3 separate regions of the Homo sapiens genome follow, and all the other regions are linked to region 2. The links are chromatin loops, found by intact Hi-C in ENCODE. Cell type or tissue: heart left ventricle. All regions are shown on one strand. Region 1 overlaps ZNF521 (zinc finger protein 521). Region 2 holds the start of LOC105372031 (a long non-coding RNA gene). Region 3 overlaps ZNF521 (zinc finger protein 521).

The links. Hi-C counts contacts between places; a loop is a spot of excess contacts. Peaks named below come from ENCODE experiments on the same cell type or tissue, not always from the same donor. Only the 100,000 strongest peaks of a DNase experiment are listed, where the experiment ranks them.
Region 1: a loop joins it to region 2, with 2.3 times the contacts of the local background. A loop is called at or near these places in 29 of 110 quality-filtered maps.
Region 3: it touches region 2 in a loop (2.5-fold over the local background); 7 of 110 quality-filtered maps call a loop at or near these places.

The regions. Positions count from the first base shown.
Region 1 is chr18:25,280,715-25,288,714 of GRCh38, reverse strand. All of the region lies in intron 3 of ZNF521 (zinc finger protein 521), which reads left to right. Among named protein-coding and RNA genes, the nearest start is that of ZNF521, 67 kb to the left of the region's middle. RefSeq lists an enhancer at 2,222-3,926. In heart left ventricle, no CTCF peak of the experiment used is centred here; no DNase peak of the experiment used is centred here; H3K4me3 peaks cover 1,518 bases; H3K27ac peaks cover 3,387 bases.
Region 2 is chr18:25,232,625-25,240,624 of GRCh38, reverse strand. The region is part of intron 3 of ZNF521 (zinc finger protein 521); the gene reads left to right. It overlaps LOC105372031 (a long non-coding RNA gene), which reads right to left and starts at 6,595. Exons shown (of 4, transcript XR_001753378.3): 1 at 6,510-6,595. In heart left ventricle, a CTCF peak has its summit at 4,789; no DNase peak of the experiment used is centred here; H3K4me3 peaks cover 1,184 bases; H3K27ac peaks cover 2,238 bases.
Region 3 is chr18:25,164,432-25,172,431 of GRCh38, reverse strand. The region is part of intron 5 of ZNF521 (zinc finger protein 521); the gene reads left to right. Among named protein-coding and RNA genes, the nearest start is that of LINC01894, 180 kb to the right of the region's middle. RefSeq lists an enhancer at 6,126-7,728. In heart left ventricle, no CTCF peak of the experiment used is centred here; no DNase peak of the experiment used is centred here; H3K4me3 peaks cover 1,809 bases; H3K27ac peaks cover 805 bases.

The DNA.
Region 1 (8,000 bases), 48 kb before region 2:
TGTTTACTTCACTGGCTGCATGTAAATGTGTGCAGAGAATGTACCAGAATTTTTCCTTGGGGGTATTTAATTCTCTCCAGGGCAATGAAAATCAAATGATTTCTTTTTTTTTTTTTTTTCAAAGCTGGGTTTTTTTTTTTTTAAGTGTTATAATGCAGCTGAATAATGATGAATACAGTAGAGGAAAAGGAGAGGGAGAGAAAAGAGGAAAAGAGAAAGAGTGAGCTACCCACGGATCTGGAAAGCGAATTTCCCTATGGAAGCTAAAACCCGAAAGGAAAGAGTTGAGGGTAAAGGTGGACAGAAGGCTAGCCCTGTCAGAGACTAAAGTTTGCTGGGGAAGATGAGGAAAATGACTACTGTCATATTCTGCAGTAGTACAGTGGTGCTTGTAATACATTTATCTTTGTGAGAACTTAAGCAATTGGCTCAGTATTGTTCACATCGGAGGGCATCACATTTGCTTGTTAATTAAATGCAGTATCAGTGCTTACTGTCCCTGAACAGTTGGGGGAAAAATCCAAATATGTATGCAGAGTTATGAAATTTCTATGGATGCAAATGGATTTTGTGCACATCACGCCCAGTTTATTGATGTTGCCCAGTAGAGGTTTTTTCTTTTCTTTCCCTGTCACCTATCAGGTTTACAACTCTTGTTGCTGAAACTATTGGGGGGGCATTTTCAGTATTATATCTTTTCTGAGAGGAAAAAAAATCATAAGAATTAAGAGATTTCATGTGAATCAGAATGAGATGTTTTCAGCATTGTGACATTTCTAAAGCAAACGAGTTCTGTGAAAGTCCATTGTAGACAGATACAAGCAAGTAGAATCCTAATGCTTGGTCAAGAAGTTGGATACTTATCTGCGAATCTGAAGTCACACAGTCCTTAGTGAGAGGAAACTGGCTTCAATTTAATGCTCTTTCTGAGGAGGATGACTAGTTGTATCAAAGTAATTTTTTAAATTTCCTGCAGATTTGTTTTTACAGTAGTGAAAAAAATATTAGTTTAAATTGGCCTCTGTGGTCATGTGCCTGTCATTGGAATAGAGTTAGATTACATTAATAAGGAATAGTTGCTGACCTTTATACTCTCTTTTTTTTTTTTCTGAATTTCTCCTGAATTTCTTAAGGAGGGGTTTCATAAAGAGGGTTTTTATGTCTTGCAGAAAATTGAGTTTTGTAGACATTACCTAACTCTTGATTTGTCACACCGGGATCAATAACATTTCGCTGCTCTTAAACACACAGAATCACAGGGGACACATAATGTTTTTTATAAGTGCAGTAAAGTTAACGTGTTGTTGAAACAAAAACTCCTCTGACAGTCCTGTAATAAGTACACTCTGAAACTAGCAAATTATCTGTAATACTAGGAAAGGCAGGAAGAGCGCTTAAGAGTACAATATGTACGTTGTTGGCATTAAGCGCTGCAAGAATAAGAAATTAGGATTTGCTGCTCTCTCCTCAGTTGCATGTCAGAATGATTACGGAGTCAGTTTCCTCAGAAGAGAAGCCGACCAGGCCCCCCAGGAGTGTTTCTTGAGGCCACGTTTTTACCAAGTTTGCTTGGTATGTTTGGTCTCTTTGTTCTTTGAGGATATTCTGTATTAGTTACAGAGAAGCATTTTCCTTATAGCAAAGAAGGTATTTTAAGCTAGATAAGAAAAATGGGCCATTTTCTTCTCCTGTCCCCAAAGTCCATGTCTGGTCCATGAATTTTCTTTTGGAGTATTCACTGATATTCTAAAGATGTCTTCAGCAAATATAAGTCCCATATGATGTAATTTGCAAAAGATATTTGGAATTGAAACCACCCTTGTATGTGCTTTCATTTCCTCAGTCCAGGGAGTCCGAGGATCTTGTGTTAGATTAGACTAGGTGGGCACGCTTTTAACCGCTGAGGTGCCTTGGCCTAGACTCTGCGTCTTCCCCTCCTCCCCTTTTCGTTTAATTAAATTTCTGATTCCCCTTTCCAGACCTTCAAATCCCGTTTTTCTTTCCTCCTACCCAAATGGTGTTTAGTTGTTACTCAGCTTCTATTTCAAGAAATGAAAAAATAGAGATTATTTTTAATATCTGAGAGATATATAGTCTATGAGATGTGACTGATTATTGTATGACCTTTGTTTTTTCTCAACATTTGTTTTTCTTTAGGAATAAAATAGTAGCTAAGATTGGAAATCTGTTTCAATTGAGAAGAATGGGTGTTTTGTTGGTGGCAGACATTGGCTCTCCTCTGTATGGTGGTAGGTAGGGCTGGAAGCTGATGATGGCTGATGTGCAAATCTTGTCATTTTATGCAAGCTGGTGCTGTTCATCCTCCAGCTCTTTGCAGAGAATGTAGTTTTATGTTCATTTAATAATTATCCATTTTGGTTGTACTTGTCGGGGAGAGCTTCTTGAGCCCCATCAGTTTTTCAGAGAAGCACCACTCAAGCTCTTCTGCTGAAAATGTTTTTCCTTCCCTCCCTTCACTTCATTCCACTCTTCCCCTTATCGACTCTCTCATCAGTGCCAGAGCTCTTCAGTATTCCACTCCTGTCCTTTGTGAAGTGATTTTGCCCAGACACGTCTGGCTCAGGGTGAAGTGCCCTCCCCTGAGAGCGCGCACTGCAGCCCCAGGTCGCCAGCACCATGAATACATTATTATCCCAATTTCCATCCTGTTGCCACGGCAGCACTTTTGGAGCTGCTGGGTTATTAAGTCGTACATCACTAATACCCTGATATGAGCAGAAGTTGGATTTAATATCGGCCTTTGATCAGATTACCTCCCAACAGTCAGCTGTCATTAGAAAATTCCTTTGCTCATTATACCCTCAGAGCTCTGGCCTGTGTAGCAAAAGGGTGGCAGTCCTGATACATGGAGGCAATTTCAAGCCTGGGCCTTGCACTGTACACTTAATTTATTTTCTGACCTTTTTGTGATTTGGGGAGATTCTGTATAGCCATGCGTGCATGTGCGCGCGCAGGCGCGTACGTGTGTGTGTGTGTGTGTGTGTGTGTGTGTGTGAGAGAGAGAGAGAGAGAAGTGCAACTACAAAATCTGTCTGTAGTTCTGTAGGTGGTGGATAGAGGTACGTGTGAGGGGGTGGTTGTCTTTTGCCAAGTGATACTATACTTTGTTGGAAAGTGTCTGTTTTCTGCCTGTCCTCGGGTAATGTATAAAACATGGTGCTTCAGGTAGAGATGAAGGGTAAACTGATGTCCCCCTAAATGGCCAGCCTGTGTATGCACCTAACACTTCACTGAGCAATCTGTCAACATGTCAGCAACACATGTTTTATAAAAAGCCTCCAGTGGGAGCAAAGGCTCCTGCCAGGGCTTAGGAAATGCTTTGAATTCAGCAGATTTCTATTGCTGGAGTCCCCCGAGGTTCCTTTTACAATGCCTACATTTCAGAAATTTGAACTTGGGACCCTTAGGGGGTTCTCTCCGAATGCCTGAAAATGTAGAGTTATATTGTTGCGTGTCCCCAAGCGGTCTTTACTAATACCTGAATTCGGAGAAGCTGGAAATTACAGAGCTCCCCAGGGGAAGCTTTATCCACACCAGGAAGAAGAGAATAACTCTGCAGGGAGATTGCTTAATGCATTGCTGAAATAAAAGAATTTGAGAGAGATGGGTTGAAGTGTTTTTTTTTTTTTTCCCTTTTCTGGCCACTCCTTCAGCTTAGCTAAGTCCTTAAAGACAAAGTCAGGGTAAGGAAGCAGCTGGGCTCTTTTTAATGAAATTTTAGATGTGGCTTTTGAAATAGTCAGATGCCTGATGCCTCCCTGTGTGTGTGTGTGTGTGTGTGTGCGCGCGCGCACGCACATGAGTGTTTGTGTAGTCTCTCTCACTAGAAACCTCTTTTGTTTACATGCAAAAAGTTGTTTTCATTTTTAGGTGCATCATCAGTTTCATCTTGTTTCCTTCCAGGCTTAGCTGTTTCTTTTTTTATACTCCCAATGTACCTGTCTCAGTTACTTGGAAATATTTCTTCATCTCTTTCTCTTTTTTTATGGTGCTTTTCTTTTATTACATCTGCCTGTCATGCTTTGTACTCTCCCCTTTTCATAACTTGTGGTGTTGCTACTTTCCTTTCGAACTCTCACTGCTTTATTGAAGACTTCTTTATGCCTATGACTCTGCCTCTCTTTTTAATTTTCCTCCGGCCCTCAGCGCTCTCGTCTCAACTCAGATTTTGGAAATACTTGGGTATTTTTTGGCTGCTTTCTGATGAGATGACTTTGCTGATTTTTTTGTGTGACGTATTGTTATTTTGCTGCTGCTACATTTCATCAAGACAGGTTGCTTTGACAATTTGGAGTAGATCTGCAAGCTTCAGACTCGGTTGTGCATTCATTCAGGAAGTAAAGGATAGCTAGAGCAGTGCGTTTAGTGTGTGTATGTGTGTGTGTGTAAATGTTTATCATACATACATAGGGCTTGAGGGCAAGGGTGGGAGTGTCATTGTTGTATTTTAAGTGAATAAAAAATTTTGAAGTCCATTTCTGTTCTTTATTATCTCTGGTAAAGAGAAAGAAAAATATCCTCCTTGTGTGTGCACTTTTCTAGATCTTTCCTTGGCTGTCTTTTGACACCATGTCACCTGACCTTATCAGGAGGGAGCTGGGGGCTCAGGCTCATGTTTACTCAGGGTCCTCCTGGGACTGAACACTACCTTTGAGTCCAGCTTCTTTCAGCTTTGCAGACAAAGACAAGGAGGACATTCTCACAGAACTCAGCCGTCTAGTGTAAAACAGTTCCAGCTGTTGCTGCTCATGAATTTTTTTGGGGGGGGGGGAAAGTATTGGCTTGTTTTTTAGGTGTGGCTACATTCATAGAGCTGTCTCCAGACATTGATTTTTTTTCTTCAACTGATTCCGTTTAAAAGTGGTGAGGGATTAAAACACCAACTCTTTTGGAATTTGGCAAATTATAATAAGGTTTTAAACTCCCGTCAATGATGATGGGGGTATTCAGATCTTTTGCTTTTGAAGTTAAAAAGGGTCAGATGTTTTCAGATTTACCCAAATTTACGATTTCCAGCAGCACATTATTTTCTATTTTCCATTTAAGTTTATGTTCAGCTATTGAATAATATTCTTGGATTTTTCTGGAAAGCTTTCTGGTGAAACATCAAGACAATGAAATTAATTATACTTAATGCAGACACATAAACTTGGAGGGGGTATAGTTGGTGTTTTTAAACTAATGTTCTTGCTGATACAGCAAAATCCTGTGAAGGTTTTATAGACATATTTATTGTGGTCCAGTAATTGGAGACCGACCTCAGCTTTTAATTAGCGTATGTTGGACCAGAGACCAGGGAAGAGCCCCTGAATTAGGCTCTGATTTTGACTCTTGCTAAGTGCTGGCAAATTCAAGGGTTAAGCTTAGAGCACAGCAATCCTCATGAGTAGGAGAGGCAAGAGTGGGAATGTATGATGTGCAAAACCAGGTGACTGAGGTGAAATTCTTCCTTAGACAGAAGGAGGCAACTTTTCAAAGTGAGGGGCCTGGTGGAAGCTCTTTGCTGAGAAAAAAGATAGTGAGTGGAGGTGCTTGTTGATATGTGTTAGAGGCTCATGCCAACACTCCTGTGAGATTTTGGTTGTACTTTCCTTGGATAGAGTGCTTGTCCCATCCATTACACAGAAAGAGGTACCAGCTGCTTCCTGCACAAAGCAGGCACGCTGTGGTTAAAGTCATTCTCTGTAGGTTTAATGCATTGGAGGAAAGCATTTTGTACTTAAGCACTTTAAGGATTCACTGAAACACTTGAATCTGGCTCCCTAAAAATTTTAAAAGCTCTTTTATCTCTACTCCACGTGGTGCCTTTCACTTAGAAATCTTCTGTGTTCTTTGCTGTCCTTGTCAGTCTGGAAAGTGCTTTATTCTTGCTGGATTTTTTTGTTTTGTTTTTCTTATTTGCAGGTGTCCCTGGTAAAGGCCTAAAGGGGGGAAAAAAAAGCAGTAGGATTTTTTACTAAAATAATATTTCTTTTTAGGTGTGGCATTTTGTATATAATTTAACTTAATTTTTTTGGGCTTCTGACTAGTCCTTTCAAAAAGATCCCTCTGATGCCCTGTCACAGTGGGGATGGAATATTGTTTTTGGCACATCCACATTGCCTTTCATTTCCCTGTCCCCACCATGCACCGCCCCCTCCATGTGCAAGCTCACACTTTATTACCTGTATACTTGGCCAGCCGGATGGAGTGCCGCTCTGCAGACTTCCTCTTTCCAAACACTGAACTATGTTATTCTGACACCGGGTGCTGCCTCCCCTAAGGCTTGGGTGTGAAGGACTAGCCTGCACTTTGCTCCCTGGTCTAGTGGCCCGACGCACTGGTCACAAGCCGCCTGGCTTTCCAGTGGTTCCGATGTGCATGTTTCTCACCCTGCTTCTCCCTACTCCTCTCTGGCCCTCCTCCTTTCTGCCTTCCTACCTGGCTCCAAAGGCAGCTGATCCCCTCATCCCCCCAAAACAGTTTTGGGATGTTTTGGAAGAAATACCAGTACACATATTCATAGGTGCTCTGTGTTCTCAAGTTTACCTTCCAAACTGTAGAAAGTTTAGGAAATGGAGCAGAGGAGTTGTTTTTTGGAACCCTTGGATTCTTAAACAGAATTTTCCTATAATTATAAACGAGTGGCAACTTCCTAACAAAATTAATCCTTTTCTCAGGAAGGGTGCAAAGAGTATTTTCAAGAGTCTGAAAAACAGGATCCTATTTTGAACAAAAGGCAAAAAGCTTTGCCTAGAATATGAGAGGATTTTTTTTTTTCTGCCAGTTTTAGGCCAGCAGGATTCTAGTAAATGCTGATGAAGTACCGCCTGTGATTCCTTCCGTTATTTTTGACCGCATGCTTTATTCTAGCCACTTGCCTGGTAAGATACTCTAAACTGCACTGGACAGTCAGAAACCTCCTAAAGTCTTTTGGTAAGATTGTGTTTCATCGCATTCATGGAAGGCAAGTCACATTGCCTGAGCGCAATTTCTAGCTCCACCTTTTAATAGTCACGTGATTTGGGGAAGTTGCTTAACTAACTCTTTGTGCTTCTGTATCTGTAAAATGGAGCTACTAATAGTCCCCTTCTCTTAGGGTTCCCTTAAGGAGTAAAGGAGATTATGCATGTCAGACACAGTGTGAGTTTAGAACATAGTGTTCAATGACTGTTAGCTGTGATTGATTGTTACTATGTAGAGTAAGTCATTCTTAAACTTTTACTGTTTTCCACAGTCTACATTTCCAGCACATGCATTCTATGGAACAAACTTCTTGACTTGTGATTTGGGTCAGCAAACTTAATTTGGGCCAAAGTTGTACTTTAGTTAGAAAGCAAGACCCTCCCACTTGCCTTCTGTGTGCAGGAATGAGGAGGACATTTCCTCTCTCATTTAGTATTTGTGTTGAATGACAATAACAGGATCAAAGTAGGTTTACATCAAGCATAATTTCCTCACGTGTGTTTGAGATTGCTTCTTGCTTTGCTCATTATTTTCTAGTCCTGGTTTTCTATGAAAAAGTTTCTGCAGATCAAATACCATGCAAGACGGATAAAGCTGTAGGTGCATAGGAAATTAAATGGTTGTGGAACACTAATTTATATATCTCTGGACTCTTCACCCCTAAGTCCATTATTTGTTGATAGGATGTAAGAGAAATTTCACAACTGGGAAGTAGAAAATGAGGGCAAGACAGGTGTAAGGATTGATTTGCTTAGAATGAATTTAAGCAAGGAATTGATAGTATGAGCGGAAAGGGATTTGGGTGAGAGAGAGAGTGAGACAGTATTTAGAAGCCTTTGTCATGAGCCCTTGTATTTAGGTGATCGAATCTATGGTTTATATTAATATATATTATCCTTGATCAATCTTTGATGTGAATACATTTAAAACAAATATATTCCTAGAAGGCTGGGAAAACCCTGTTCTTCTCAATGGGACAATACCATTTACTTTTGCTTTAAATTGTTTTACAGAGAAAAGAATTGATCAGAAAC
Region 2 (8,000 bases):
AGCTCTTCAACACTCAGGCTCTCTAGCAGATTGTGTGATGATTTAATAGGTTTGAATAATAGTGTCTGTGTTGCTGTTACAGAAGATGCGTGCTGCGTATGCTTCTGACAGCCCTCTCGTGTTTATGTCAGTGTCGTGGGCAAGCATTCAGGCATATCTGGGGAGAAGTTCCTTGTCTCTTGACTACTGTTCCCCACTTTCCCTTACTCTCCTTTAGTTTCTGGGTTTTGTTGTTGTTTTTGTTGTTGTTGTTTTTCCTTATAGATGTTTGAAGCTACCACTTCCTGTGAGATCATGGATAAGTCACCTAAGAGTGGGGAGGAGTCTGATAAAGGCAGAAGTGCCTCATGTGACGTCAGTGTCCAACAGTGACCAGCAACTTTGTCCCTAGTCTTCTTACTCTGATGGGGGAGATGGGATGTTCTGTATGCATGGAAATTTGAGGGGCACTTCTGATGCCACTTAGGACTAATAAAGGTGAGGCAGTCCAGAGTATTTCAAAACGGAGTGCAGAAGAGGTTAACTGATTTTCTTTTGACTTACACTATCATTTGTCTTTAACAGCCCTGAACGACAATAGAGTGCACTGCTTCTGATAAGTATGGGTTCTCCTCAGCCTGAAGAGATGTGTGTGATAAGATAAGATGGCTTGAAAAAAAAGAGAGCTTGAGGGAAAGGGACAGGAGGAGAGGGAGAGAGAAAATATGTTAACTGCTTTGACTGCAAAATACCCCCTGGTAGCCAGAGATAAGACACCTTGAGCTACTTGGAAGACCTTAAACAGGATGTAAATGAAGCCAATAAAAATCACTTGAGATCAAGCCCTCCTTCTCCTCCCCCCTCCTATTTCCAGCTCTGACAACAGAAGGCTTCATTTACTGTATGGCATACCACACTTACATTCTGAACCCCGGAAGTTGCAAGAGACTGTAGCCTGTTCAAAGAACAAAGAATTTCTAGAGAGGTCCAAACTTGAGGCATTTAATCAGCAATTCTAGCATCGCCTCCCTGAGTGGAAAAAGAAAGTATTGCTGAATATAGGAAGCTCCCTTCCTCTTTTCTCACTTCTTACTCCAGATATTCATTTGCTTTGTAGTTTTGTGACAACCTTCTTTCTATGTTGAAATGGTTGGCAGGATGAGCTACCTTTGATAGTGTATTAATATTTCCCATCTAGCTAACGCAGCTTGAAAGTAATCATCAACAAAAGTTTAGCAGACAGACTTTTTCATGTACACACTTGAAACACGGCTGTCTACTCAGAACTATGTTTCCTAAGCATGTAATACCAGGCTTTATGTACTTGGAACTGTATAACTCTTTAAAATGGTCACTCTTTTTCTGGAAATGTACAAGCTGCTGCCAACGCTCTTACAGAGAGGAAGTTACTTGCAGGAGCTAATTGAGTATTTCACTGAAAAGATTTGAAATATGGAGTCCTACTCAAAGTGGGAGGGGGGCTGTTAAAGGATAGGAGGGCAAAGAATATAGTGATCTAATTTTCTTTCTGTAAAAGCTGCTTCTTGGAAGAACTGGGATTCAATTTGGTCTTTGAATAAGGGCGAGAAAGCCCTCCATCAATGATGTTCCATTACAGAGGAGCAAACACGGGAAAGGCACAGCTGAGTGCAGCAAACTTCAAGCAAGGACTTAGGTGATTCAGGGGAAAGAAAAGATTCTAAGGTGATTCTCAAGCTTGGGAATGCAGGTGAAGACTCAGGAAACTTGCTAAAAAAGGGAGATTTCTGGGCCCCATCCTCAGAAGTTCAGTCAGGAGGCGTGGGGTGGAGTCCAGGTGTCTGCATTTTAAACAGGCAGTTCAAGCAGTTGGTCTGCTAGTGATTGGTGGATTAGACTAAGAAATGCTGCCCTGTGTCATCTGGCTGTGGTAGAGGGTCAGCCTTTGGTTTTGTTGTGTACAGCCAGGATAGCTGGAATGATAATTGAAGAAGGGTAGCTTAAGGGATAGGTGAGAAGGATCCTTCATTTGAATCAGTGGCAGGGAATATGTCCCTACAGGCAAGGGTGTGAGAGGAAAGTAAAGCTGGCCACAGTGCCAGTTTGACTGTGTCTTTTTTTCTGCTTTGCTTTGTCAATACCTGATCCGACCATACCACCCTGCTCAAAGCAGAGGATGGAAGAACAGGAGAGAGGCAAACAGACCCACTGTTAAGGAGATGTGTATATATAGGATTTTTCTGGTCAATAGCCAGCAGTGAAATCAAATTAAGAAATTGGCTGTCATGACTTGTTAACAGAGAGTTATAGGTTTGTAGAGTTGTTAGGCAATTTTTGTCTTCTTCTGTATATGTGTGAATACATACATCAGTTAGCATGAATTGGTTTAGTAATATGAAAAACAATGAATTTTTTTTAAAAGAGAAACACTATTAAACACCACTTTAGGTTTATTCATTTACCCATAAAAACTCAGCATTTGAGTTATTGTTGTTGTTGTTTTAGTGGAGGAGAGTTTGGGAAGGATGGACTTTGAGGGTTTTCTAATACGTAGAGCCAAGGTGCTTGCCTCGGCACTGGAGATTTGGATGTGGGTTTCAGTGCCACTGTCAACTACTATTGTTAGTACAAGATTATAACATGTTACTCATCCTCGTTGACCTATTTGTTCATCTGTAAAATTAGCACTTTTTTTCCCCTAAAGGCCCACATTTCTCACAGGTCTTAAATCTTATGTTTCATATATATACATGAAAAGTTAGGAATGACAGCCTTGACTTTCTTTTCTCTGTGTAGGCTTCAATCACATTCACTCATTTTCTTTCCTTTGAGCCCTAAAGTCAGACCCAGAGGTATGCACAATCCATGCCAAACAACAGGCCATCTTAAGAGAAAAGAGCAGAGCTCAGATGTGGGAGGAAGCTTTGTAAAGATTTCAGAGAACAGCCCTTTGGTACAGACAGTATTGAGTCAGTGAAGATTCTAAAACTGTGCTGGTAGGTTTTATATCTTTGAATATTAGCAATGTGTCTCATTACTGTGGCCACACTACCTTGGATTCTTTTCTTATACATTATTTTGTTATTTTTAAAGTATCTTGGATGGAGGCAAAGTAAGATGCTAGTATGTGGAGGTATCATGGGGTTTTTGAGGCCTGATTTTGTCACAGGTGTTGGAATATTTGCCAAGATGTATCATCTCAGATAATATGTGTTATTTATATATAGACACATATATATAATTTAATAAAAATATGATTATAGATATTAATCAGTAGAAAGTAGCGTCATAAAGTCTTCCCTTAGAGACATATTTCATTAAGACATGATTGTACAGATATTTAGTCCTATTAAGTGTCAAATTACTACGATTAGCACTTTTGTAATGAGAGTTACCTAAAATATTTGAAAAACTACTTTGGCATAAATCACTTAGTCTATTCTGAACATTTAGTCAACTGTGGATAAAAGCATGCAAGCGTACACATACCGTGTGCCACAATTTTAACTGTACTGGTTCCCATAAATAAATTACCAGGGCTGTTACCAAGAAAAAAATAATGAAATGAACTGGCTTGGATGTTATCATCATATTCATTCTAAGGTAGAGATTCTAGGGAAGAGAAAAATCAAACCAAAAGTGAAAAATAAAACATAAAGGGCAAAGAGGGTAACTGGAAAGTCCTCAAATTGATAATTCGCCTTATTTTCAGAATGCCTCTTTTATATTTTGCTGAATTAGCAAAATTATAAATTTAAAAACTCTATAAATACATGTACTTAATATCATAAGACCTGTGTAGAGATACTTTGTCATACCCTAACTAAAGATGATTTTAAGAAAATAGCTTTGGCTTTCCAGTTTATATAGTACTTTTATAAACATTATCTCATTTGAGATAAAGGATTGTCTTATATCATTTGGGTTACTTGGAATCCAATCTCATTTTTCCATTTCAGTTTTACCATGTAAGTGTTAATGTGAAAGGTAATAATTCTGTTGAAACACTATAAAAATTCTATTGTATAAGGCATATTAGTGATTGGCCCTACTGTAGAGTCTTTCTTATGCATGAAGTCTCAAGATAGTCCAACATCCCTGAAATGCCTTTTTAATTTTTTTTTTTTTTTTGAGATGGAGTCTCACTGTGTCACCCAGGCTGGACTGCAGTGGCGTGATCTCGGCTCACTGCAACCTCTGCCTCCCGGGTTCAGGCAATTCTCCTGCCTCAGCCTCTTGAGTAGCTGGTACTACAGACGCATGCCACCACGCCCGGCTAATTTTTTGTATTTTAGTAGAGACGGGGTTTCACCATGTTATCCAGGCTGATCTCGAACTCCTGGGCTCAGGCAGTCTGCCCGCCTCAGCCTCCCAAAGTGCTGGGATTACAGGCGTGAGCCACCGCGCCCAGCCCCTCATCTCTGAATTCCTTAATACCACTGTAGCATATAATTTCCTCATTAAATGCATAAAACTGAGGAGCAGACAACAGATACTACTTTGAGTTGCAGCTGCTGGGTGGTTGGCTGGGTGTACTCACTAGCGATCTCAGTGGCTTTTTCACCCTATGAAAACAGCCTGACAACCTGTGTGAGTCAGTCTGTGCTTTAACAAAATTCAAAATGATTATTTGCCACAGACCTTAACAATTCCTATCATTTGTTAGACACATGTATGTCCAAATCAAGAACTGGTACTGAGGTCAGTTGTAATACAAAGGCATATGGATAATTGTAGTAATAGTTCCCCCCTAATCTTTGTAACAGCTTTTTCTACATTAGCAAACCATATTTATCACTTTACTGCACAATGAACCCACAGGGGGTGCTAATTGTTCATTAATTAAATTTTAGCCTTTCAGCACTTTTGTATTCTCTAGTGGCCTTGTCTGCAGTGAAGTATACAGTGTGGCCTTTTCAGGCTGCCGAAAATTCATGTTGGCGTTACTACTGCCATGGTTATAATACAGGTGAAATTCGGCTCCAATAAATACCATTTCAGGACTGTTATAATTCCTGGTGACTGAAAGTTTTCCGGCCTTGGACCAAAGCCTACATGTTGGAAAAATAGTCAGTAAAGTCTAGTTTAACAAGACAAAACATTCTGTTAGACCAGATGCTGCTTTGAAATAGAATTTGATTTCGTTTTTTGAAAATTCTGGTGGTTTATGGCAGTTCTTCCAAAACCATTAACGTGGTGAAATGAAGTTTCTAAGATCCGTCATTCCCTAACGAAGCCATTTCCGAACTTAGTTTTCTCAGTGGAAGAATCCCCTTTACCTTCTGCTTCCCCAGTGAAGAAGTTAATTTAAAATCACTAATGATTAACTTGGTAGCATTGAGAAATTTACTGAGTATTTTTAAAAAGTGTAGGTCATCCTTCAAAGCTCAGTACGTATATTTCACACTGGTGCAAAGGATTTTGAAGTGAAATAGAATTGGCCTCAAGGACTTTCTAACTAAGCCAAATAGTCACTTATAGAGTGGTGCTGGCACTATGGAATGTGGCTCCTGGACTTTGAATGCAGGCCCTTTCGTTGTGTGGACTTTACAACACTCATGAATTAATCACAACTGGCCAGTGTGTGTAGCTATTAACCAATGAACTGCTACACATTGATTTTCAAGATATCTGTGAGTAGCATTCAGAAGAGTTTTTTTGGAATATTTTTGTTTGTTTATTTTTATTTATTAAGACTGTTATTTAACAAGAATAATAATATTGTTAATAAATTAATCCATATTAATTTTATAATGATAATATTGTCTATCAAATTGTTATTTAAATAATATTGTTAAATAGTAGTTCTTTATTTTTGTTTATTTTTATTTATAAACAGAAATGCCCTTTAAGTCATTAAAAATTTTTAGAATCTCAATATGAAAACTGCAACAACTAAATTATCGTTAATTTTGATTCCTTTCTGCTGTTCTCACATTTATGAGTTATCATTTACCACTTATCACTTATAGGTAACTTTGGCTTTCATAGCAGTAGTAATAATGTAATACATTTTTAGATTTTAGCAGTACAGAAAACTCCTTCATATAAGGTCATGTTTGAGTCTTATAATACCTCATATGTTGAGGCAGGCCGAAATTTTTCTGATATTATAGACAAGGAAATCAAAACTTCAAAAAAAAAGTAGTTTCTAAAGTTCACAAGCCAATATTAGACCTGAACACATAGTAGGTGCTTAATAAAAGTTGATTAAATCAATGGATTAAAGCAATGAAAAACTGCTTTAAATTCTTTGTGGTATGAGGTCATATATAAACACAAGAGCACATAGTAACTAATAAATGCCTTCTAACTCAAAATAGTAGAGAATAAAAAGAATACAGACTCAGGAAATCCACTCTGGTGACGTCTGTCATTATTCAAGAAAAGATCAACATGTTAAACGGTTTAGAACACCCTCAGTCACGGCACTGTAAACAGATGTGTAATACACAGTTGCCAATTATTGAACGCCAAGAGGTGGGTGCTTATCATTAGTTATATATATTTTTAAGTGAGCCAAAAGATAGAAAAAGAAAAGCAATTCTCACCCCCCACATAATTGGAAACCACTTTTCCTTCTGTCTGGCTTCAGAAACACAATGTCTTGATTTCCGTGCGAGAGAGGATGACTGTTCTTTAACTGGTTTCACGTCAGCTTTTTCCTCTGATTTGAGAGGTGGAGTTAAGTGTGAACTGCTTAAGAATGCACTGTTTTCTATTTAATTTGGCTGCGGAAGATGGAATTCATTGAGCTCCGTCTGTTCAAATGAACTTTAAGCAACAGCAAGCAAAACATTTATACTTCTCCCTGCACATGCAATCGAAATGTGTCTGGTGAAAGAATGGATGAAAAGCCCAGGATTACCTAAGGAGAGCCATGGAGATGTGATAACAACTCCTTATCTCTTTGTTGGCTCATCTGAAGTGTTAAAGTGTTGTTGGGGGAAAGCGAGCCTCTTTTTTACTAGGGAGTATTGAAGGCAAAAAAAAAAAAAAAAAAACCTCTGAGCTTGAGCTCTGATATCTGGAATTCATCTTAAGACTGTTAAAAAATGTGCACCACCAACTCCCGCTCTTCACAGCTGCTGTTATTAATGGGTGACCACCCTTCTTCCTCATAACCTAACTGTTAATTCATTTAATTGGTCCTTCTAGAACAGTTCAAAATATTACAGAATTTAAAAGCATCTGTGAATTATAAATAATTTTAAAGTTCACATTTCTCATTTGAACACCCAGTAAAGGGTATTCGTTTTCAAGTAGTTAAATAAGTTATATGACAAAGGAGTGAATTTAATGTGGAGCTGTTGATTTTTTTTTTTTAAAAAGAAGCATGATAGCTATTAAAGTTACAGCTTTTCTAAAACTGTTGACATTTCTATGGAGAATGAAGGGAAGCAATTGTGTAATAATGTATAATAGTTTTTTTTTAGCATGACCTTATCTTTTAGCAATTTAAATCATTGCTTTAAAAATGTATTTTGTAATTTGGTTAGAAGATTTTAAATATGATGGTGTAAAATTGTTACTGTGTTGGCATTGAAGTAACATGTCAAGTACCCTTGTTACCTGTGTCTATTAAACATGCATTTCAAAATATTGTCCTCTTTAAGTAGAGCCCGACTTCTCTTAGTGTTTGTGCACACCTGTGTATCTCCCCCAGGAGTTTCAGCTTATGTTAAAGTGTCTCAGGTAGCTAATGACTGAAAAAGTACTGTGAATTCTATTTAGTAAGAAATTTCAGAACTGCTCCTATAGCCTGCTGGCAGAAGTAAACAATTATGTAAGGCAAGTGGGGGGAAACCTGAAATTTTGTTGGTCTCAAGTCTTACCCTATTGTTTGAGCCTCAAAAAAAAATTTACTGAATCAACTTACCATGTTGCTAAATAATGCAATGATTGTATTGCTCGTGTTTTAAGGAGAAGAGAGGTATAAACCGCATTCTTGGCCTCAGAATTCCATAGAAAAACACTTGTGCCAAGGTTACCTGCCTGTAAAGACCCAAGATTATATCCCATGTTTGATAATTTAATGTTTG
Region 3 (8,000 bases), 68 kb after region 2:
ATGACTGAAATGGAGGACTCGACTGGACTATCTCATATTAGCAATTTGAGGGGAAGTTTCTTTAAACACAATAGATGGAATATAGAATAGCTTGCCAAAATCGGCAATAGAAAGAGGCTCAGTGAGCTAGTTGAATTTTTGGAAAGTACAGCATACTGGGGTAGAGCCACAAGCAGCATTTTAGAAGCTAATCCTAGGAGGCGTGAGAAATGTATTTATTGAATGTCTGATATAATTTCAGGCCTAAATGGGTGTATGGTTTTCCTCTCAATCTTCAAATGTTCTAGCATATCTATGCTGTCACTCTCTAAATTTGAACATTAATATGAAGAAGCAATTAATACTCTTTTCAATTAAAACAATTAATACATGTACTCTCCACCTCATGCCCCCTCTTCCCCCCCAAAAGAGAACTGCAGGAATCATATCATATGGTGTGTATCAACTTATATGCTGCAATACTTGAGGAGAAATAAACAATATAACACTGTTTATTACAGGGAGACAAATTACAGTTTTTGTTTCATGTGAAAAGTTTAGGGGTGGCAGCTTGACAGTAAATTCCATTAAAATCTACCCTGCCAGAGAATGCCAAGATTGTTCTTCATTCATTTTAGCATAAGGTTTAATTTTTTGCTGATTTTTAATACCAGTCAGTCATTCTTAGCATCATTGAATTAACTCTGAACCCTATATCAGTAAAGAGCCTTATGTTGCCCCATTTTATTATTACAGTGCAGTGCAGATTAGAATTGCATCTGTTAAGATTATATTGTGTATTGGATTTCAGTAGACAGAAGCACAGTAGTCTCATGAATATAACGGTTGGAGCCAATAACCTGTAACCATCACATACTTGTTCTATTGCAAAATCTGAACTAGTAAGGATTACATTTTGGAAAAGATTATAAATCTGTCACCACTAATCTAATCTTTACAGTGGCTTTGTAACCGTTTTAAGACTAACGATCATTACTTCTCTTGCTCTGATTTTAATCATAACACATATTTGATATTCCATAACTTTCTTTTGTTCCATTAGCACATGCATTATAAAGTGTACAACATTAATAAATAGAGGCATAATGAATGTGACTAATTGATTTTGGCAGTCAAAGACTGGCATACTTTTTATACAAAAGGGAATCCATTCAAAGAAGCTTAACTGCTATTGAGAGCAAGTCTTCGATGCAGTAATGGTTTCTAATTTCGATTGTGTGTGAGGTGAGCAGAATGCAGTTATTCCTAGTAACTCACCACTTAGTTTTTGTTGTTGTTTTGTTTATAATGCTCATTTATCAGATTCTCATTTCCCTAAATAAAAATTTTATGTTTCAGTCTACATATGAATTCTGTAGCACAATTATGAATGCAATTATTTTAAGTTGTCTGTCTCTCATAACTAAAGGTACATGATATAGACAGTATGCCACAGCTTATGTTTTTTGTCCCATCTAACTATATTTTCTTAACACTGACTTCTTAATACTGGAATCAGATTGTCCCAATAAATAAATCCACTGGTAGCAACTGATTTATTTGGACACAAAACAAATTTTTAACTCATAAATGCAAATGCCAAAATACAACATCTAGTAGATGTTAGTGAAAAATTAATTCCTTGAAACTCCAAGGGAGAAATAGGCCTGAATTGTATGATCAGTCTTACCTTTAAAAATGTGCATGGCCTTCAAAGCCAATTTTGCCTCCTTTATAAAATCTTTCAACACTAAATTATGTTACACGGCTACGATTTAATAGTGGACGTGAGATCAAATTGGGTGTCACTGAAGCATTAATCAACTAAGTGTCATTACAGATAGTTAACAACTCATGTGTTAAGCTTTGTCATTTGAAACCAGAGATAGTGTGTACCAACAGACTCATCACTTAGTGTAGTCAAAACTGATTTAGAGAGGATGAAGAATGACTATTGTTAAGGGTTTACAAGAACTAAAATTTATATTAAAAACAACTTTTTACTTTGCAGTCTGGCTCTACGGAAGGACAAAGATGTTGTATTTGGCTGTAATTAGGAAAAACTCTAATGGGAAGTCAGTCATTGCCAAGCACAGTGCAATTGATTTTCCACCAATCAGAATAGGGAATGAGATGCTCTAAGTCTATTATTAAATTATTTATGAAGTCATATTCAATCTGATCATTATTTCTGACATTTCAGGTTAGTGAAGATTTTCCAATCACTGTGAAGATAGGAACCAGAAGGTTGGTTTTGTGACTTGAGCATTGAACGCCGCCTTTGGTGGTTGTGCTTAAATGAGATAAGTGAGTTTTCCTTAAAAAAAAAAAAGAAAGAAAGAAAACTACTTCTATTAACATCTGCAGCTTAACTGAGGTATTGCTAGTCTTATTGACTGTAAACTCTTGTTTATGATTTGAAATCAGAATAATGTTTATTGGGAAAGAATACACCCTAGATCAGTATTATATTGTTAATAAAATGGCTGAGTAGTGACACACTTTAAGTTTCCTTCAGAAAAAGTCCTAATAAGATGCAAAAGTATTTTATAATTGCAGCATAAGTGACTCATACATACCGAAGAAAAACAGTGAAGATTTATAAGGACCTTATTAGTATAGTGAGATTAACCTTTGGATCTCTTACTCTGTTTTTCTAAACTGCTAATCCAGTTACCTTAAACATATTCCACCATCCTCCACACTCTATTCCCCACCCTCATTTCAGTATCCTAGAAGCAACTTCAGGACAATTGCTCTTCAAGAATCATGCAAATTGTAGGTCGTCATTTATTTAAAATATAAGAGATACCGATTTTACCATCTTAGATGTGTCATTTGACCTCTGGTTTTTCGTATTTATAAAGTAAAGGGATGGTATTTAATTATTTTAAACTAGTCTTTATTAAAAAAAATAGTGAAAGTAAGACAAATCTCAACACAAAAATTGCTGGCTTTGCACACAATACCCATTGTTTCATCAATGACTTGAAATTCTGGGCCTGTACCAGACCTGGACATCTGCAGTCCTGTGACAAGATGTACCTTGTATGAGCTGTCCACCCTCAGGAAGTCACTTTGTCATTCTGGGTCAGCTGTTTTATCTAGCAAGTGTGGATTGAAAATACCAGTACTGGGCACTTTCATGCAACTCTCATGAAGATCAATTCAAAAGACATGTTAAAGTTCCTTAAAAACAGTAAAGCAATAGGAAAATAATAGATGTCCAAAAATATATGTATTTTGCAAACCACTGTAGGTTCCATAGAAACTAGTGAGGCTAAATTAAGATGACCTTTTTGTTACTGAAATAGTTGGACAGTTAAAAGGGAAAGCCAAACCACCTCAAGAAGGAAAGCAAAGTATATATTCTGTCCATGGAATTATAATATAGTGCCAGGAAAATGTAGGAGGAATAATTGTGGAAACTATTACCTGTTACAGTTCCTTTTTCTGTCCCTCACACAATATGAAATACACACACACACACACACACACCCCAGACACAGAAACCAGTCATTGTAGGACCCAGTGATACAGTTTGTGTACTGAGTCTCCTGCTAAACTGAGATGATGGGTAAACTACTGCAGCTGGGAGAAATACTAACCTGCCTTCCCAGTTTACTCACACTTAGTGTCGATCAGGTCACACTGACATAGACACAGAGTGGTGTATATGTCAAGGAAGGTACTGTACGTGCCTGGAAGATATCTCAGGTAATTGGCTTGATACTTCCAGCAGGAGTCAAAAGTGTAAGGAATGTGTTCTTACTGTATTTGTAGCTCACGCAGTTTAGTGACTTTGGCACGTTCTGACTATCTCTTTTGTGGAGATAATTGTATAGATATTTAACTGTCTTCTCCCCTTCTTCCCCTATATTTAAAATCAAGGTTTTGCAGTTGTCTATTGTGGACTGCTTTTTGTTGGGAAGTCTGTGCCTCTCCTGGTATGTGTTTGGGACCGGGTGCACACTACACCTTTTCAGTTCCACAGGGATAGGACCAGATGGAAGAATTTGATTATCTAGCAGTAGAGGACCAACTGTTCAGTTGGATACAGAACCGGGAGAAAAGGGTTGAAGAGATCTAAAATGGCTGTCGTATGTGGAGCCAACAGTTTCCGAAGGGAACCAGGCAGGCACTGAGGTGTAGTAATGCAGAATCTCTTCCAAGTACCAGCTGGGGCTTTCAGGAGCCGCTATCCCCACAGCAGACACTCAGCAGGCTCCAAGCAGCTTGACTTTACCATATGTGGAACTTTTTATTCTCCACCTCGCTCCCTAGAGGGACGGGCCACAGGGACACCAGAGGCAGGTGAATTGCTCTTAATGCAGAGCACTAAATCACTGGGTTAACATGAGAAGCCTGGAGAGAGGAAATGGATCTGCAGAAGACTGACTCGGAGTCTCTTAACCTTGGAGCTATTCTGAGCACCAAAAAAGATACCGCATAATGTTTCATTAGGCTTTCACCTTGTGCATACCCTCTTTTATGCGAGTGACCTTTTCATCCTTGTACATATTTTCTAAATGCTTTTAAAAGCCATTCAATACTTCAGAATGCTAACTGTACATTTTTTATTCACACAGAATCATACCTTTAAAGTAATGAGGGAGCGGAACAGCACTGCAATCTGTGATTTGTGGGAATTTCTTGCTTTCTCTCCGTTCAGACACCCCAGTTTGACAGATGGGGCACAAAGCCACAGAGCAATCCATAACTCCAGTTTGTATCATAAATTTTTAGTCCCTCCTCCTCCACCAAATGCCTGCTTAATGGTAGCTAGAATACTCATGCAACAGTGTTGGCATGAATTGGTATAATTTGAGACATTTCTTCATATTGGCCATAGAAAAGCATTTTTTAAATAAAAAGACCAAGAAGGTTTTTGAGGTTTCAAAAATAACAAGCATCCACCTTTGTCCAAAAATAAGACAAAAATACAGATTTACTCAATATGGTCCTTCTTCAAGAATTTTGGTCAGGTAGGTTTTGTGTCTTCCAATTTTACTGGATTTATCTTATTCCTAAAACACTTCTGTCATTTTGGAGTATTTTACCTTTAGAATTAGTATTAATACTGATACCTGCCTTTAAAAATTCAGCCTATTACTGTAGAAGCACTTACATAAAACAAGTGTTTTTTGTATGTTTTAAGATTCTGTGAACTTTGGGCTGGTAAAGAGACAAGCAGCCCACAGAAATGTGGAAAATTGTGAATGTGAATCTGTAAAAATTAAAGTATACTTAAGACAGGGCTTCCAGGTGAACTTTCATGGCACCATATTGATTACCATTTGGTGACCACTTCCCTGTGAGACAGTAAGTACCCATTCAGATGAACTAGGTTCACCTGTGCTAGGAAGAGAACAATTAAACCTCACTTTCTTAAGCCTTAGGAATGTGTGCTTGGCTAAGGCTGAATCAGCAGAAAAGCAGTGATGAGAAATATATAAAGTAAAGCAAATTTAAGTTTATTATTAGTTAATGAAAAAAAGTAATCATTATTTTCCAACACTAATAGCATATTAGCTCAATAATATTGGTTAATCCATATCTTCAACAAATATTAATGTACGAACTAAATCAAATACTGCACCAGTAATCATACAGTTATAGGTGGAGTTGGACTAAACATTAATATCAATATTTAAATATGTGGCGCTGTCTTATAAAAGAAAGCTAATTCTGCCAATTGTCTAGTTATATGTTTTCTATAATAATTCATGTTAACAGAAACATGGATGTTTGTGGCATGATTTAGGGGATTGCAGGCAGAAGCAGCTATGTTCCTACATAGGAAAAGATTTGAATTATATTTTTGTATTAAAAGTCTACAAACAACAGAAAGAAGAAAGATTGACAGTGTACAATATAGTGAAGTGTATTTCTATTACGTCAGTGGGTAATGTGTGCATATGTGTCTTTATCTCTTCTTTAAAAATAATGATTTGCAATCTTTTTAATGTGCAGGCATAATGATCTAGAACCAGAAATATATCCTATGGCAAAATGATAACAAGAATCTTGTTTAAAAAAATCCAGTTAACTTCAGCCCACACATTGAGGCAAATTCTATTTATCTAGTGAATTTCAAATTTACTCAGCTACTTTGGAATTTTGAATATCGTGATAGCAATTCATTCTGTTTATGCTTCCCACTTGAGCTACAGTCAAAGGGTAGAGAATGAAGTATATAGCAACAGGTTTGATTTGTAGAAAAATCTGTACCCTGTGTCTTTTATTTCATTAAAAAGAGTAGAAAAACTTGAATGTGATGGAACAGCAGAGATTGTGTTGAGAAAGTGAGTTTTAAAGATTTTTTTCAAATCTGTATTTATAAAGGAAAACTTTAAAAAATGGATAGCACTTTTGTGTTATATGTGGACTAACCTACCTTTAAGACTTTTTGACAGGAGAGACTAGAAGCGGTTGGTGGTTTCTGGAAATAATGGCTGTAGGCTGTAACTGATGATTTAAGCCAATTAAACACACAGAGTGGTTCTTTTTGGTGTTGTTTGGCAGAAAACGATGAAATGGTGTTGCCTGATAAGGAAGAGCCCAGCGTATGTGTGATTTCTTATGCACATGTGCTAGAATCAGTGCAACTCATAAATTCAAATTACTTTTAAAAGCTGGTCATGATACATTTGCTCATTAACCATATGGAAAATGGCACTCAGGAATTTTCTACAGTGTGTTTTCAAAGAAAGAATCCAATTGCAGGCAGACATTCCTTAGTACAGTGTTTATGCAGCTGTACTTGTGATTAAATTACACCAACTCAGGCCCACATGTAGCCACAGAACTTATTACTTTGAGTACAAAGCACCTTGTAGGAGTATGAGAACTCTCATTGTGATGTTTTTTGGCCTCTTGGCCACTGTATCAAGCAAGCATCAAAAGTCATGCATGTGCTCTGAGGTCTCTGGAGAAGGAGCTGTGGGACAGAACAGAGCTGCTCACACTGTATGAGGAACTTTGACAGTCTACCGGGGGACGGTGGGATTGCTGCTGTCAGCAGTTCCAACAGCGCAAACAGTGTGAAGAAGCTTCCACAGGGATTGAATTACTGAAGACTTCTGCTCCGTGTTTTTTGGTATAATTGAGAGCACAGAGGGAGCTTGATTTCTCTGTCTTATGATTTGAAGGTGAAGACAAGAGCCTGCAGGGCTCTGTCAGAGTTATGGGCATGCTCAACCCAGACTTCAGAAAAATCTAATTCCCATAAAACCTTACAAGGCTGAATTGCTTACCTGAATATAAAAGATTTACTTTCACTGAATCATTTAACACACAACCATATTAATTGCATTTTGAAAAAGAAAAGAAGCATAGAATACAGTACAACTGAAAAACCATATGGGGTTAAAAGAGTGCTTCAGTTTAAAATGCATGTTTGAAAGTGAAACTGGTGTGTACAGATGCTCTGACATACTTAGCCACACACGAACACGAAAGTCATATCTTTCGGAAAGAGCACGACATCGGTGTTCATTATTATCTCTATTGAAAATGAATTAATACCCCTTCCTCTGTATTCTGGAGGGGCAGACCTATCCAGGTGTATTGCATTTATACTGCGCCAGTGGGTATAACTATTATTCTGATTACACAAAAACAAATAAGAGTAAAAAATGCCAGCTGGTCATCTTCTGTCACTTTCAGCATAAATAGTGAATTGAGTGCCCCCCTCCTGGGGGTGCCCAGGGAGGGGCAGCAGTGTGATCTCCTGGCACTCTAACCACCTTTTCCTTCCTTTTTCACACATAGTCTGACCCAAATGCTTCCCTTGTATGGGGAGAAGCCAACCGTGACAACTTAGTCCCAGAGCGAGGGCAAAAATCTCCTGAGATATGCTCCCAAATAGGAAAGGATAGCATTGCTATACCCGCATGCAGTTTAAATTAAACTGATAGTAACACACAGGACTACTTTGATCTTCCTAGTTTCTTTCCGTGCAAAAATGTGGTCAAAATGCATGATAAATATGAAACCTTCTTGAAATGGTAGCTTGCTGT